3 separate regions of the Homo sapiens genome follow, and regions 2 and 3 are each linked to region 1. The links are chromatin contacts, found by Hi-C or POLR2A ChIA-PET in ENCODE. All regions are on one chromosome and are shown on one strand. The core of a region is the stretch at or near the end of the contact, and the rest is flanking DNA. Distances in the headings are between cores, read along the strand shown. Region 1 holds the start of RTEL1 (regulator of telomere elongation helicase 1). Region 2 holds the start of LKAAEAR1 (LKAAEAR motif containing 1). Region 3 holds the start of TCEA2 (transcription elongation factor A2).

Region 1 (4,256 bases), core at 1,093-3,592:
GGTGTGGTGGCAGGTGCCTGTAATCTCAGCTACTTTGGAGGCTGAAGCAGGAGAATCACTTGAATCCAGGAGGCAGAGGTTGCAGTGAGCCGAGATCCCACCACTGCACTCCAGCCTGGGCAACAATATCAAGACTCCACCTCAAAAAAAAAAATGTTTTTCATAAAGTGTGACTTTTATCAGACCTCTGCATTCTTGAAATTAACTCTGGCTTGGCTGGGCGTGGTGGCCCACACCTGTAATCTTAACACTTTGGGAGGCTGAGGTGGGCAGATCACGAGGTCAGGAGTTCAAGACCAGCCTGACCAACATGATGAAACCCCATCTCTACTAAAAATACAAAAATTAGCCGGGCGTGGTGGCATGCACCTGTAATCCCAGCTACTCAGGAGGCTGAGGCAGGAGAATCGCTTGAACCCAGGAGGTGGAGGTTGCAGGGAGCCGAGATCGCACCACTCTATTCCAGCCTGGGCGACAGAGCAAGACTCTGTCTCAAAAAAAAAAAAGAAAGAAAGAAATTAACTCTGGCTCCTAGAAGGAGCCCTATATCTCAGCAGGACACTCAGTCATTCAACAGACATCTGTCAAGCACCTGCTGTATGCTGGAGCTGTGGGTACGTCAGCAATTAGAGGAAGAGGGCAGGGGTACAGGAGTTCCTGACCACCCCAGGCCAGCACGCTCCTATAGCAGCTGGCAAGGAGCAGATGACTCAGACTTCAGCTCAGTCCACAGGACAGCCTTTTCTGGCCACTGCTCTCAGGAGATGAGATGTGTGGCTGCAAAAGGTAAACTCCTGGCTCCTGAGCAGGCTCTGGGCAATCTGCTCAACGCTCTGTGCCTCACTTTCTCACCCAGAAAGTGTGGACAATGAGAGGACTTATCTGGCTGGGCGCGGTGGCTCACGCCTGTAATCCCAGCACTTTGGGAGGCCGAGGCGGGTGGATCACCTGAGGTCAGGAGTTCAAGACCTGCCTGGCCAACACGGTCAAACTCCATCTCTACTAAAAATATAAAAAATTAGCCGGGCTTAGTGGTGCACACCTGTAATCCCAGCTACTTGAGAGGCTGAGGCAGGAGAATCACTTGAACCCAGGAGGTGGAGGTTGCAGTGAGCCAAGATTGTGCCACTGCACTCCAGCCTGGGCAAAAAGCCAAAACTCTGTCTCAAAGAAAAAAGAATCATGGCAGAAGGTGAAGTCTATGTTAGTCCCAGTTCCCAGGTCGTACATGGCGGCAGGAGAAAGAGAGAGAGAAGGGGAAACTGCCACTTTTAAACCATCGGGTCTCCTGAGCACTCACTGTCAGAACAGCCTGGAGGAAACTGACCGCATGATCCAACCACCTCCCTCCAGGTCCCTCCCTCCACACGTGGGGATTACAATTCGAGGTGAGACTTGGGTGGAGACACAGAGCCGAACCATATCAGCATGTATGGGGGGCACTGAAACTTGTGCTTGGTGCCCATTCATTCAACGAGTGTGTGTGGCTGGTCTCCTCATCTTCAACTCCCTGCCGAGTCTCAGATAGGCAGCCTGCAGTTCCTTCACCACAACAGGCACATGGGGCTGGGTGCCAGTGAGTGCTGGGGCTTCTCCGAGCACTATCTCACACCCAGGAGCGTGGGCACGCATGGCATTCGCATGTGCCGTCAGTGGACATTAAACACAGCCATGAAGAAGCCACGAAGAAGTGCTGCCTGCCGGCCGTGCGCGGTCACGCAGCGCCAACTCCCTCCTGGGGCCTTCTGGGGCCTTCTGGGGCATGGGAGCTGGGGCCGCCTGAGACAAACATCCGTGACGCTGGGCTGACCCCACAGAACGGTGCGGGCCTCGCTCTTGGAGTCAGCCCTGCTGCCAGCCAGTGCCGGGTGCTGGGGACTCAGGGAGGCCCGCCGGGACCACTGCGGGACAGTGAGCCGAGCAGAAGCTGGAACGCAGGAGAGGAAGGAGAGGGGGCGGTCAGGGCTCTCAGGAGCCGGGTCCTGGGCAAGGCGCAGCCGTTTTCAAATTTTCAGGAAAGCGGTCGGCTCACACTCGAGCAGTAAAAAGATGCCTCTGGGGAGGAGGCCCGTGCAGCTCTCCGGGCAATGGTGGTGGCTCGGCCTAGAGAGGCGGTAGTGGAACGCAGACCCTGGTGGGGGAATGACATCAAGGGAGGAGACGGGCGGGACCCCAGATTTCTGCCTGTGGGCGATGGAAGTGAGGTTCACTGGCCAGCGGAGCCGGACACAGAACGCGCAAAACGCCGTGTAGGCCTGGAGGAGCCGAAGAGCAGGCGGACCCCCTCCGCGGGGGAACAGTTTCCGCCGGGAGCACAAAGCAACGGACCGGAAGTGGGGGGCGGAAGTGCAGTGGGCTCAGCGCCGACTGCGCGCCTCTGCCCGCGAAAACTCTGAGCTGGCTGACAGCTGGGGACGGGTGGCGGCCCTCGACTGGAGTCGGTTGAGTTCCTGAGGGACCCCGGTTCTGGAAGGTTCGCCGCGGAGACAAGTGAGCAGTGAGTCGCAGTGACCCTACAAGTGGTTCTTTTACCCGAGCGGCTCGTAGGCGCGTTGCGGTTTTTCGAAACTACAGCTCCCGGCAGGCCCCAAGCCGCCCTCGGGGCCGCGGGTCGGCGGATTGGCCGCGCTGCATTTTGGGACCTGTAGTTTCCTGCGCTCGTGGCGCTGGCGCCGCGGCGTTGGCTGAGCCCTTGACCGGGGCTGGAGGGAAGGGCCGACATTCAGTGTGTCCGCGTCTGTTCTGTTAGTCCCAGTTCCCGGGCGGGATTGAGGCTTAGAGAAGTTGAGTGATTTGCTGAGGGCTGCACGGGTTGGCATCCCGGCATGCTCTTTCGCTACTTTGGCTGCATCTGGTTGCCCACCCGGGCGGATGGGGAATGGACTCCAGCCAGCCAGGAGGGCAGAGGGCTGGAGAGGCAGGGCCGGAGGTTCAGACCCTCCGCTCTGACGTTGCGCCTGGTGAGGCCGGGAGGGGTGCCGCTTGCCTCTTCAGCCCTCACGCTCTTGTGGAAGTCGCGGAATTACTGCAGGCGGAACTTGCAGCACTGTGGGCGTCTTTTCCAGAGAAGGACGGAGTTGTGGGGCGGGAGGATAAGGCAAGGCCCAGCCACTTCGCATCTTCGCCCCGCCAGCTCCTCGAGATGGGATATACCAGGGTTGCTCTCCAACCCTCTCCGCAGGAGGGACTGATGGAAACGCCTGGGAAAGTAGCCCGGTACCCACAAAGGCTGTCTACAAACAGAGTCTTACTGTCTTTCCCAGGTCTGTGCCATAGGGATTCTCGAAGAGAACAGCGTTGTGTCCCAGTGCACATGCTCGCATCGCTTACCAGGAGTGCCCGAGACCCTAAGATGTTCGGAGTGGTTTTTTCGCACAGACCCGAATAGCCTGCCCCTCAGCCACGCTCTGTGCCCTTCTGAGAACAGGCTGATATGCCCAAGATAGTCCTGAATGGTGTGACCGTAGACTTCCCTTTCCAGCCCTACAAATGCCAACAGGAGTACATGACCAAGGTCCTGGAATGTCTGCAGCAGGTAGAGCACAGGCCCCGAGGAAAGGACTGCGGGTGGGTGGAGCTTCAGCCAGGACGGGGTGTGCTTCCCTCTCCCGGCCCATTCCAGCCAGGCCCCTCCGGGCCAGAGGCAGCGTCTGTCATAAAAAGGGCTGGTGTTCCAGGTGGGGTCAGAGAGAGGATTGACAAGTAAAAACGATCGTCCTTTGAAGGGGGCCGGCCCCTCCACACCTGTGGGTATTTCTCATCAGGCGGGACGAGAGACTGAGAAAATGAATAAGACACAGAGACAAAGTATAGAGAGAAAAGTGGGCCCAGGGGACCGGCGCTCAGCATACAGAGGACCTGCACCGGCACCAGTCTCTGAGTTTCCTCAGTATTCATTAATTACTATTTTCACTATCTCAGCAAGAGGAATGCGGCAGGACAGCAAGGTGATAGTGGGGAGAAGGTCAGCAAGAAAACGTGAGCAAAGGAATCTGGGTCACAAATAAGTTCAAGGGAAGGTACTATGCCTGGATGTGCACGTAGGCTAGTTTTATGCTTTTCTCCACCCAAACATCTCGGTGGAGTAAAGAGTAACAGAGCAGCATTGCTGCCAATATGTCTCGCCTCCTGCCACAGGGCGGCTTTTCTCCTATCTCAGAATTGAACAAATGTACAATCGGGTTTTATACCGAAACATTCAGTTCCCAGGGGCAGGCAGGAGACAGTGGCCTTCCTCTATCTCGACTGCAAGAGGC
Region 2 (4,256 bases), core at 955-3,454, 430 kb after region 1:
GACTGCCTCCCTTCCCTGTCTGTCTGCCCCTGCTCAAGCCCCTTCTCCCTGGCCTCCTTCCTCTCTACCCTTCCCTTCCTGAAACCCCTCCTGCCATCTCTCTGTCCCCTCCTTGTCAGCTGACTTCTGAGCTCTGTATACAGTCTGGGCTTGGGTCAAGGCCAAGGGCAGCAACAGCCCAGAAAGAGTAAAGTGCTCGGTGCACGGGGAGAAGGGCTGGCTGAGGGGCGAGTGCGCAGGGCTCCACCCCCTGGCCGGGGCTGGGGAGAAACACTGGCTGCCATGGAGCAGGATCCCTTCTGGACCCCAGTTCTGACCTCTGCCCCTCCTTCCAGTCAGCTGGAGCCCCCTAGCAGGAGGAGCGGTTTGTCTGAGTTCCTGCGGTCCCGCTTCTGTGCAGCCTGCTGGGCAGGGGGCTGGGAGGGAGGAAAAGGAAGCGGGGGCCTAGGGAAGCCCCAGCGTCTGCAAAGAGCTCACGTCGGGGAGAAAAGTAAGGTCTGCCCAGAAACCTCGGGGCTTTTCAGAGTCCAGGGATTTTGTAGGTCGTGGGCCTGTTTGTCAGAATGGGACAGGGGTGGCTTCCTTTTGTACTGCATGCGTGAGTGTGTGTGGGGTGTGTGTGTGTGGGGGGGTGGGTGTGGGGGTGTGGCATGGGGCATTAAAGGGGTCACAGGAGGCTATTCAGGATGGAAAGGAAGGCCAGAGGGTGGGATTTTTGTCTGGGGGCCGCAGGGGTTCCCCTTGCCCAGTCTCTTGGTCCTCTTGGGCACAGCTGCTGCTTCTTCAAAGGCCAGCTTAGGTCACTTCCGCTGCCCACAGCACTGCCCTCTCCCTGGCCCCCTGGTGGGATGACTCGCACTCGAGACCACTGCAGCCTGAGGCTACCCTTACATCTGGGGGTGACTTCTGCTGAAACAGGCTCTTTCTCCGTCCTCCCCAAGACTGGGGGCCTCCCATAGACCCACAGAACGCCAGGTTGCCAGTGGGGGGCAGATCGGGATTAGGGGTAGGCGTGTCCCTGACCTGTTACTTTCACACCCACCCACTTGCGTCTCCCCACTTTTTTGGGAGAGGCCCCACTCTCTGTACCCTGATGTCTGTGAGGTGCATGGGAGAGGCAGCGTCCATACTCCCCGCTTCCCTCGGGGTCCTGGGGAGTGGCAGCAAAAAGACCAGCGAGCCTTCGGAGAATTATAACTTTATGTGGGAGGCTGGGGCGCGTCGCACACTCTCAGTCGCCGTCACCGCGGGAAGATGGTGCCATCCACGTTCTCCTCCAGGATGGTCTCCACGCGCCTCCGCTGCCGGGGAGAGAGGCTGGGGTCCGGCGTGTGCGGAGGCGGGCAGGGCCCCTCCCCTTTCCCCGCCCCTACCGGGGCTTGTCTGCACCTCTTGGCGGTCCAGGGGGTCCGGGATCCGCGCGGGCTTCAGCTGCGGCGGCAGGAACAGCTCCAGCCGGATGGCGGCGCGCGCGGACTTCTGCCGCTGGATGAGCAGCGCGATCTCCTCGGCCTGCGGGGCCCGGGTAGCTGAGCGCGCGCCGAGCCCCGCCCCGCCCCGCCCCGGCCGGCTCCGCTCAACGCTCCCGGTGCGCCCCCTCTGCCCTCCGACCCCCTCGCCTCACCCGCATGCGGGTGTAGCGCAGCCGCAGGGCGCGGACTCGCCCGCGGGCCTCCGCTGCCTTGAGGACGCCGAGGAGCCGGTTCTGGCGCTCGGCGGGCAGCTCGAGCGACTGCGTCCACGGGCGCGGGTCGGGCATGCGGTACCCCGGTTCCACCGACCCGCACGGGAAGGTGGAGGCCGCCGCGCCCACGTCCTCCAGCAGGTCGCCGAAGAGCAGATGGCGGTGGCGCTGCGCAGGGAGCATGGCCGCCAGTCCCTGCGGCGTCAGGGCCCAGCCCGGCTTGGGGGGCTCTGTCGCGGGCGCCCCCTTGGCACGCTCCTCACCCTGCGCCGTGCCTGGCGCGCTCTTCCCGCTTCGCTCCCGCGGGCCCTTGCGCCCGCCCTCCTTCGCTGGCGGCGGCATCCTCCCGCCCTGCGGAGGGAGGAGGGCGTCCCGTCGGTGCCGGGGCTGGCACCGGGCCCTGCCCGCCCCTCGGCAGGGCCCCAACGTGCGCCCCAGCTCCCGCCCGCTGGGCTCTCCGCAGTCGGTTTTGAGTTCCGCACCCCCAGCCTCTGAGCTTTGCCCAGGCGCTCTCCCTCTCCCAAGCGCACGTCCCCAGCAGCTCTGCCATCGGCTGATCCTGCTCAGTCCTGCAGTCAACTAGGACTTTCTGATCAACTCAGTTGTAGGAAATATCTTTCCTACCCGATGGACTGTTCTGTTTGAATTGAGAAAATGCTGAGACCCCACTGGGTTGATCTCAGGCCCTGCCACATGGAGAGCTCTAGGTGACGCCTGGGGGACCTTCGTTGTGCCCCTATGTCTGCGGTCCCCGACAGTCAGGGTCTCCCACCAGACAGCTCGCTCTTGCCCTTCGAGGCCTAGATGGTTGTGGGGAGCAGAGCCTAGAGGGCAGGTGACAGAGGAGGGAGGGTCCAAAAGCCCAGCTGGCTCCTCCCTTCCCGGCCCCAGCCTACAGCTGCCACCTTGTCCAGCCAGGGCTGGGCTCGCTGTGCCAGAGGCAGAGCCACGGCCAGCCCCAGCGGCGGCTAACGCCCCCGCCCCTCCTTAGCTCCTGCAGCCGAGGCCCAGCCCCCACCTCTTGGTCCCTACACCCCCTGCTTGCTGCCTTCTCTGGTCGGAAGAACCTCCGCCGTAGCCCAGACTCTTTGGGCTTGTTGACGCGGTTGCCCAGCAACCGGGAGTCCTGCCCCTCCCTCGACCAGGTGGGGCGGGTCGTGGCGGGGGGCAGGGTCCCCTCCGGAGGGCCCTGGGTTAGAGTCTGGGCGTGGACGCGCCCCTCATAGGGGTCATTGGGGCATAGAGGCATAGAGCCGGCTTCTCCAGCTTGGGTGAGCGTCCTTTCCAGGCGGCCGCAGACGCGCCATCCTAGGGGTTGTGGGCCCAGGTTCCTGGCTTGAGGGGTCTTTGGGGTTAGTTTTGTGGGTGGGGCCCTCGGCTATGAGGAGACCTTTGTGGTTAAGGCCCATTCCCTTCTGATGGCCAGGGGGCTCTGGCCCCAGCCACTGGTGTTCACAGAAAGGGATAATGGGGCAGAACTCAGGACCCCTCACCTCTTCTAGGGCAAGTTTGGGGTCTCAGGGGTCCTGGTGTCCCCAGGACTAGAGCTGGGTTTTGCTGAACACTGTGTCTTGGGATCTTGGGTCCTAGATACTAGATTTTGGAAATCTATTTGTGCATTCCTTTGTTTTGTAACTAATTCTCAATTAACTACTTAATCATTTTATAATTTCTTCAGGCACTCATAAGTGTGTTCTAGAATTTCCTAATTCACGTGCTTATTCCACAGTTTAAATTAGGCAAAAATTAGTGCAAAAAGTCCAATCTGTTACGTATCTATTACTTCCACGAGATGTCTGTACTCTCTCTATATTCACAGACCTGCCGCTGGGACACCTTGCTGGGAGTTTGGAACCTGTGAGTTTGGGAGTAGGGCTGTCCCAGCTGAGGAGCAGGGTCTTAGCTGAGCTTCTGGCCTTTTGGCAGGAGGCTGTTGGGTGTTCCCATTGTTTTTGGGAGACTGCCCTGGCCTCTCAGTAAGAGGGTAAATTTTGACATTCAGCCCTATGTCCCAGAGCCGGCACCCCATCCCACAGCTAGGCCCATCCTTCCAGCCCTCAAGCTTTTGCTGCTCCCCAGGAAGGCCCTTCCTGGTGCTGTTCCCTCCCCTCCTGCAGGTGCCTTTGGGGTCCTGCCTGGGCTGCAGCACCAGCTTGGCTTGAGGAAGGTCCCTGGTCTCCAGAAGCAGCAGTGACTGCTTAGGGATGCTCACCCAGCAGCCGCTTTCTCTGGGCAGCCTTTGTGCTCCCATAGGGGTGAGTCCTTTGAGACAGGGACCTGGGCCATCCTCTCAGCTTCCCTGGGTCCAGGCCAGGGGGACACATGGGTGGGGCACTTTCTGGCTCTTGGCGTTTGTGGGGGAGTCACGCAGGGAGTAGGGGAATATTCTTCTGTTCTGCAAGAAGGGGCTTGTAACCTCTTTTTATAGGACTGGAAAACCTTGACACCCCCTAGTCCATAATTTGCAGCAGGTACTCCCAGGGCCTACCTGGCTCACATTCCTCACCCCTACTGTTTCTCCACACGTTTGCAGTTCTGCAAGAAGGGAGGTGTTCTCTGTGTGTTTGGGGTC
Region 3 (4,256 bases), core at 1,162-3,661, 400 kb after region 1:
CTATGATTGAGCTTTTTTTTTTTGCGACGAGTCTCACTCTGTTGCCAGGCTGGAGTGCAGTGGCATGATCTCGGCTCACTGCCAGCTCCGCCTCCCGGATTCAAGCGATTCTCCTGCCTCAGCCTCCTGAGTAGTTGGGACTACAGGCGCATGCCGCCATGCCCGGCTAATTTTTTTTTGTTTTTTTGTATTTTAGTAGAGACGGGGTTTCACCCTGTTGCCCAGGCTGGTCTCAAACTCCTGAGCTCAGGCAGTCCACCTCCCAAAGTGCTAGGATTACAAGCATGAGCCACCGCGCCCAGCCTGAGTCTTTTTTTTTTTTTTTTTTTTTTTGGAGACAGTCTCACTCTGTCACCCAGGCTGGAGTGCAGTGGCACAATCTGGGCTCACTGCAACCTCCGCCTCCTGGGTTCAAGTGATTCTCCTGCCTCAGCCTCACAAGTAGCTGGGATTACAGGCATGTGCCACCACGCCCGGCTAATTTTTTTTTTGTTGTTGTTTGTTTTTGAGATGGAGTCTTGCTCTGTTGCCCAGGCTGGAGTGCAGTGGCATGATCGCCGCTCACTGCAAGCTCCGCCTCCTGGGTTCATGCCATTCTTCTGCCTCAGCCTGCGGAGTAGCTGGGACTACAGGCGTCCGCCACCACGCCCGGCTAATTTTTTGTATTTTTAGTAGAGATGGGGTTTCACCGTGTTAGCCAGTATGGTCTCGATCTCCTGACCTCGTGATCCGTCTGCCTTGGCCTCCCAAAGTGCTGGGATTACAGGCATGAGCCACCATGCCCGGTCTAATTTTTGTATTTCTAGCAGAGACAGGGTTTCACCATGTTGGCCAGGCTGGTCTGGAACTCCTGACCTCAGATAATCCGCCCACCTCAGCCTCCCAAAGTGGTGGGATTACAGGGGTGAGCTACTGTGCCCAACCAAGATGAGTCTCTCTCTCTCTTTTTTTTTCTTTTGAGACGGAGTCTCGCTGTTGTTGGCCAGGGCTGGAGTGCAATGGTGCTATCTTGGCTCACTGCAACCTCCGCCTTCCGGGTTCCAGCAATTCTCCTGCCTTAGCCTCCCAAGTAGCTGAGATTACAGGTGCCCGGCACCACACCTGGCTAGTTTTTGTATTCTTTGTAGAGACGGGGTTTCACCATATTGGCCAGGCTGGTCTCGAACTCCTGACCTCAGGTGATCCACCCGCCTGGGCCTCCCAAAGCGCTGGGATTACAGGCATGAGCCACTATTGCCCGGCTAAGATGAGTCTCTTAACTGACCATATTTTCCTTTTCATTTTGGCTGCGGGGAAGCTCAGTTATATGTGATTAGTGCCACAGACAGCCCAAGAAATGCTCAGCCCATTCCACCTGCCACCTGGCCTCATAGTTCGTTGGCCTGAACTTGAATGACTACAGGCTCCTTGATCCACACCCTCCCCCAGGATTGTGCCCTCTCCAGGAAACCACCCAGCATCTGCATTACTGGGGAGCTGCCAGGCAGTGGTGGGGATGCTGGCCCTGCACCTGTCCCCGTCCTCAACCCTCCCTAGGCCTGGGCCATCTCTCTGGCTGCCTGCAGTCTGGCCCTACCTAGGGACCTCCAACAACAATGTCAATGAACACTAATTGTCATGCTCCATCCCCTCTCTGTTCTCAGGCATGTGATGTGAATCAGCTGACATCATCTTGACGGGAGCCCTGTGAGGCGGACACTTAACTCCAGTTTCACAGGTGGGGAGACTGAGACACAGTGGTCAACGTGCAGAGCCCAGAATCTGCTCCCTGGTAGCTGACTTTGCAGGCAGGGGCCTTGCCCACGCAGCCTCGGCAGAGGCCCCCGCACTTCGCGAACCCCAGCAATGGCCCCTTCCAGACGCCACGTCCAGCTACCGCGCGCTCACACCTGCAGGGCCCCACAAGAGGCCTCCCAGTGTGCGCGGGCCTCTTGAAGAAGTAACTCTACTCAGAAGCCCGAATGACCCAAACTGGGCTCTGGGAGGCTGGGGACGGCCTTCTAGGCCAAGTGGGGCGCGCGCAGGGCTCAGCGGGGCCCAAGAGAAGGGCTGAGGGCACTGGGTCCTGAGCCACCCACCGAAGGACGCCGCGGGACAGCAAGGCCCGAAGCAGGAGGAGAGAAGGGAGCAGATTCCTGGGCCTCCTGGGGCCCGGTCGCTCCGGGATGTCTGAGCTCTGGGAGGGGCGTGCCCGGGGCGCCTCCCTCGCGGGGTATTGTGGGATCACGAGTCACTGGCGACGGTGGGTCAGGACTACACTTCCCAGGAGGCTGTGCGCGCCGCGTGGCGCCTGGGAGTTGTGGTCCAGAGCGCGGGCGCGGCGGGCGCGGCAGGCGGGCGCGTGGACTACGCATCCTAGGATGCCGCGCGCGGCCGCGGGGCCGAGGGTTTGAACCGGGGGTCTGTCGTCCGCGGCGGGGCTGCGTCGGCTGCGGCGGGTGTGGGAGGTGGCGACGGCCGGGGCCGGGGTCCTGCCCGGCTGCGGAGGCGGGCGCGACGGGCGCGGGGGTCGCTGCTCCTGAGGCGATGATGGGCAAGGAAGAGGAGATTGCGCGGATCGCCCGGAGGCTGGACAAGATGGTGACCAAGAAGAGCGCGGTGAGGGGCGCGGGCCGCCAGGACCCCGGGAACCCCGCCCCGCCGAGACCCCGTCGAGCCCGCCGACCCCCGTTAGGGCCGGAAGACGACCTGAGGGGCAGGACGAGACCCCTCCCCGGCAGAGACTAACCGGGACGCAGGGGAGACCCCCACCCGTGGCCGAGACCCCTGCCCCGGGCCAGCCCTGCCGTTCACTCCCGCAACCCCGGCAGAGGCCGCGATCAGGCCTGGACCTTGTCCCGGGAGAGCCACCCGCTCTGGACTCAGACCCCTCCCTCGCCCGCAGTCACAGGCTCCGCACCCTTCCCTGTCCCTTAACTCCAGACCCCCAGCCTGGCCCGTCGACTCCTTCCTTGGCCCTGTCCCGCCTCTCGGAGCCCCCGGGGTGTTCGGGCCTCCTCTGCGGGCCGCGCCAGCCCCTTGCCTTCCTCCATCCCGGCCTGGGCATCCTCACAGGCCGAGCCCCGCCCCCCAACTCAGCCCTCTCCCACGCTCCGTCTCTTACAGCGTTTGTCACCCTCCGTCTCCCATAGCATTTGTCGCCGGCAACAGTTTGGAGTCTGAGGTTGGATCCCCTTTTCTTCTGGAGCTTCCGTGCCTCCCCTGCCTCTTCCCAGCCCTTGTCATCCTCCTTCACAGGCCAGCCAGATACCTGTCTTGCCTGTGGGCCCATTTTCTTCCCTGTCTGTCCCCACCCCACAAGAACCAGGTTTCTCTAATAAATTCTCTCCCTTCTTTAGCCAGGACTTAGCCCGCAGCAACTTGGGTTGTGGGTAGTTATGTGGACACCCTCCGAAAAGAGCCGGTGTGCTTATATAAGAGCCAGGAGGTCGGGCAAGCCTCCTCTGGGAGTGTCTGGGCGCTGGAGCCTCTGGCCGGCTCTGTTCACTGCGGCCTGGGCCTCTGTTGTCTTGCGGCCACAGCGAGACTTTGGAGGAGGCTGTGTGTGAGGACTTTGAAGGGGCCAGGTCAGTGGGGGTCCAGTTCCAGCGTCATGACCTTGGCAACCTCTGCACCCTCCCACAGAAGCATCTTTAGAGGATGCTGCCTGCCTCCTGGGGGGTGGGGAGGGGTCTGGCCGCAGGTCATTTGGAGCTCCTGGCTGGCTCAATAAACGTGACCTGTGCTTTCCCACCCAGACTGTGAACTCCTGGGGCAGGGCCAGCTGTGTGTCTGCCAGGCCAGCCCAGGGCGGTGAAGGTGGCTGAGTCATGGGCTTTGGGTGATTTGTGCAGCCACCCCAGGGCTGTGTGACTGCAGTGGGGGTTTGGGGGAAGCTTTTTGGGCTGAGCAGGGTTGAGTCTGGGTTCCTGTGACCAGCGTTCTGGACTGGGGTCTGCCCTGGGAAGGGGTGGGCTCCCACTCATTCCTGCTGGGTGCAGCACCCCCATCATTGCGTTCACACACACCCCGGAAAACTGGTCAGCACAAAGTAGGGGTCTGCGAACCATTCATAGCTGTTTCCAGAGATGACCCGAGAATGGAGTTGTTCCCCTTCTTAAAGGAGACAAAACACAAACGATAAAAGCTGTAGGTGGGAGAAGCAAAGATGGGTCATGGAGCCAGGGGAGGGCTGGGTGGGGCTGGGCAGAACTGATGGGGGGTTTCTGGTGGAAGAACAGCTTGAGTAGAAGCCCCAGGGGAGAATGAGGAGGGGA

What was found. Hi-C counts contacts between places; a loop is a spot of excess contacts on that map. ChIA-PET counts read pairs that join two places held with the same protein, here RNA polymerase II (POLR2A). Pooled maps may share reads with other maps.
Region 2: a loop to region 1 is called in a pooled map, with 3 times the contacts of the local background. The contact joins the promoter of LKAAEAR1 here to the promoter of RTEL1 in region 1. A Hi-C loop is called at or near these places in 1 of 37 single-sample maps with no recorded cell type and 9 of 50 pooled maps. POLR2A ChIA-PET finds 5 or more read pairs at or near these places in 3 of 52 experiments (CD4-positive, alpha-beta memory T cell, Caco-2 and activated CD8-positive, alpha-beta T cell).
Region 3: a map of CD8-positive, alpha-beta T cell shows a loop between it and region 1 (15-fold over the local background). The contact joins the promoter of TCEA2 here to the promoter of RTEL1 in region 1. A Hi-C loop is called at or near these places in 5 of 168 maps with a recorded cell type or tissue (B cell, CD4-positive, alpha-beta T cell, CD4-positive, alpha-beta memory T cell and 2 more), 9 of 37 single-sample maps with no recorded cell type and 18 of 50 pooled maps. POLR2A ChIA-PET finds 5 or more read pairs at or near these places in 6 of 52 experiments (CD4-positive, alpha-beta memory T cell, Caco-2, HepG2 and 3 more).

Annotation. Positions count from the first base shown.
Region 1 is chr20:63,655,970-63,660,225 of GRCh38, forward strand. It overlaps RTEL1 (regulator of telomere elongation helicase 1), which reads left to right and starts at 2,343. Exons shown (of 35, transcript NM_001283009.2): 1 at 2,343-2,497; 2 at 3,264-3,535. The coding sequence starts at 3,434. It overlaps RTEL1-TNFRSF6B (RTEL1-TNFRSF6B readthrough (NMD candidate)), which reads left to right and starts at 1,841. Exons shown (of 38, transcript NR_037882.1): 1 at 1,841-2,497; 2 at 3,264-3,535. RefSeq lists enhancers at 2,038-2,277, 2,308-2,397, 2,418-2,577, 2,698-2,767, 2,918-2,967.
Region 2 is chr20:64,082,194-64,086,449 of GRCh38, forward strand. LKAAEAR1 (LKAAEAR motif containing 1) reads right to left here and starts at 2,205. Exons shown (of 3, transcript NM_001353425.2): 1 at 1,625-2,205; 2 at 1,390-1,512; 3 at 1,183-1,301. The coding sequence starts at 2,026. The coding sequence ends at 1,242. The region is part of intron 1 of OPRL1 (opioid related nociceptin receptor 1); the gene reads left to right. RefSeq lists silencers at 1,298-1,357, 1,538-1,617.
Region 3 is chr20:64,060,787-64,065,042 of GRCh38, forward strand. It overlaps TCEA2 (transcription elongation factor A2), which reads left to right and starts at 2,412. Exons shown (of 10, transcript NM_003195.6): 1 at 2,412-2,598. The coding sequence starts at 2,527. RefSeq lists enhancers at 1,793-1,922, 1,933-1,982 and a silencer at 2,313-2,672.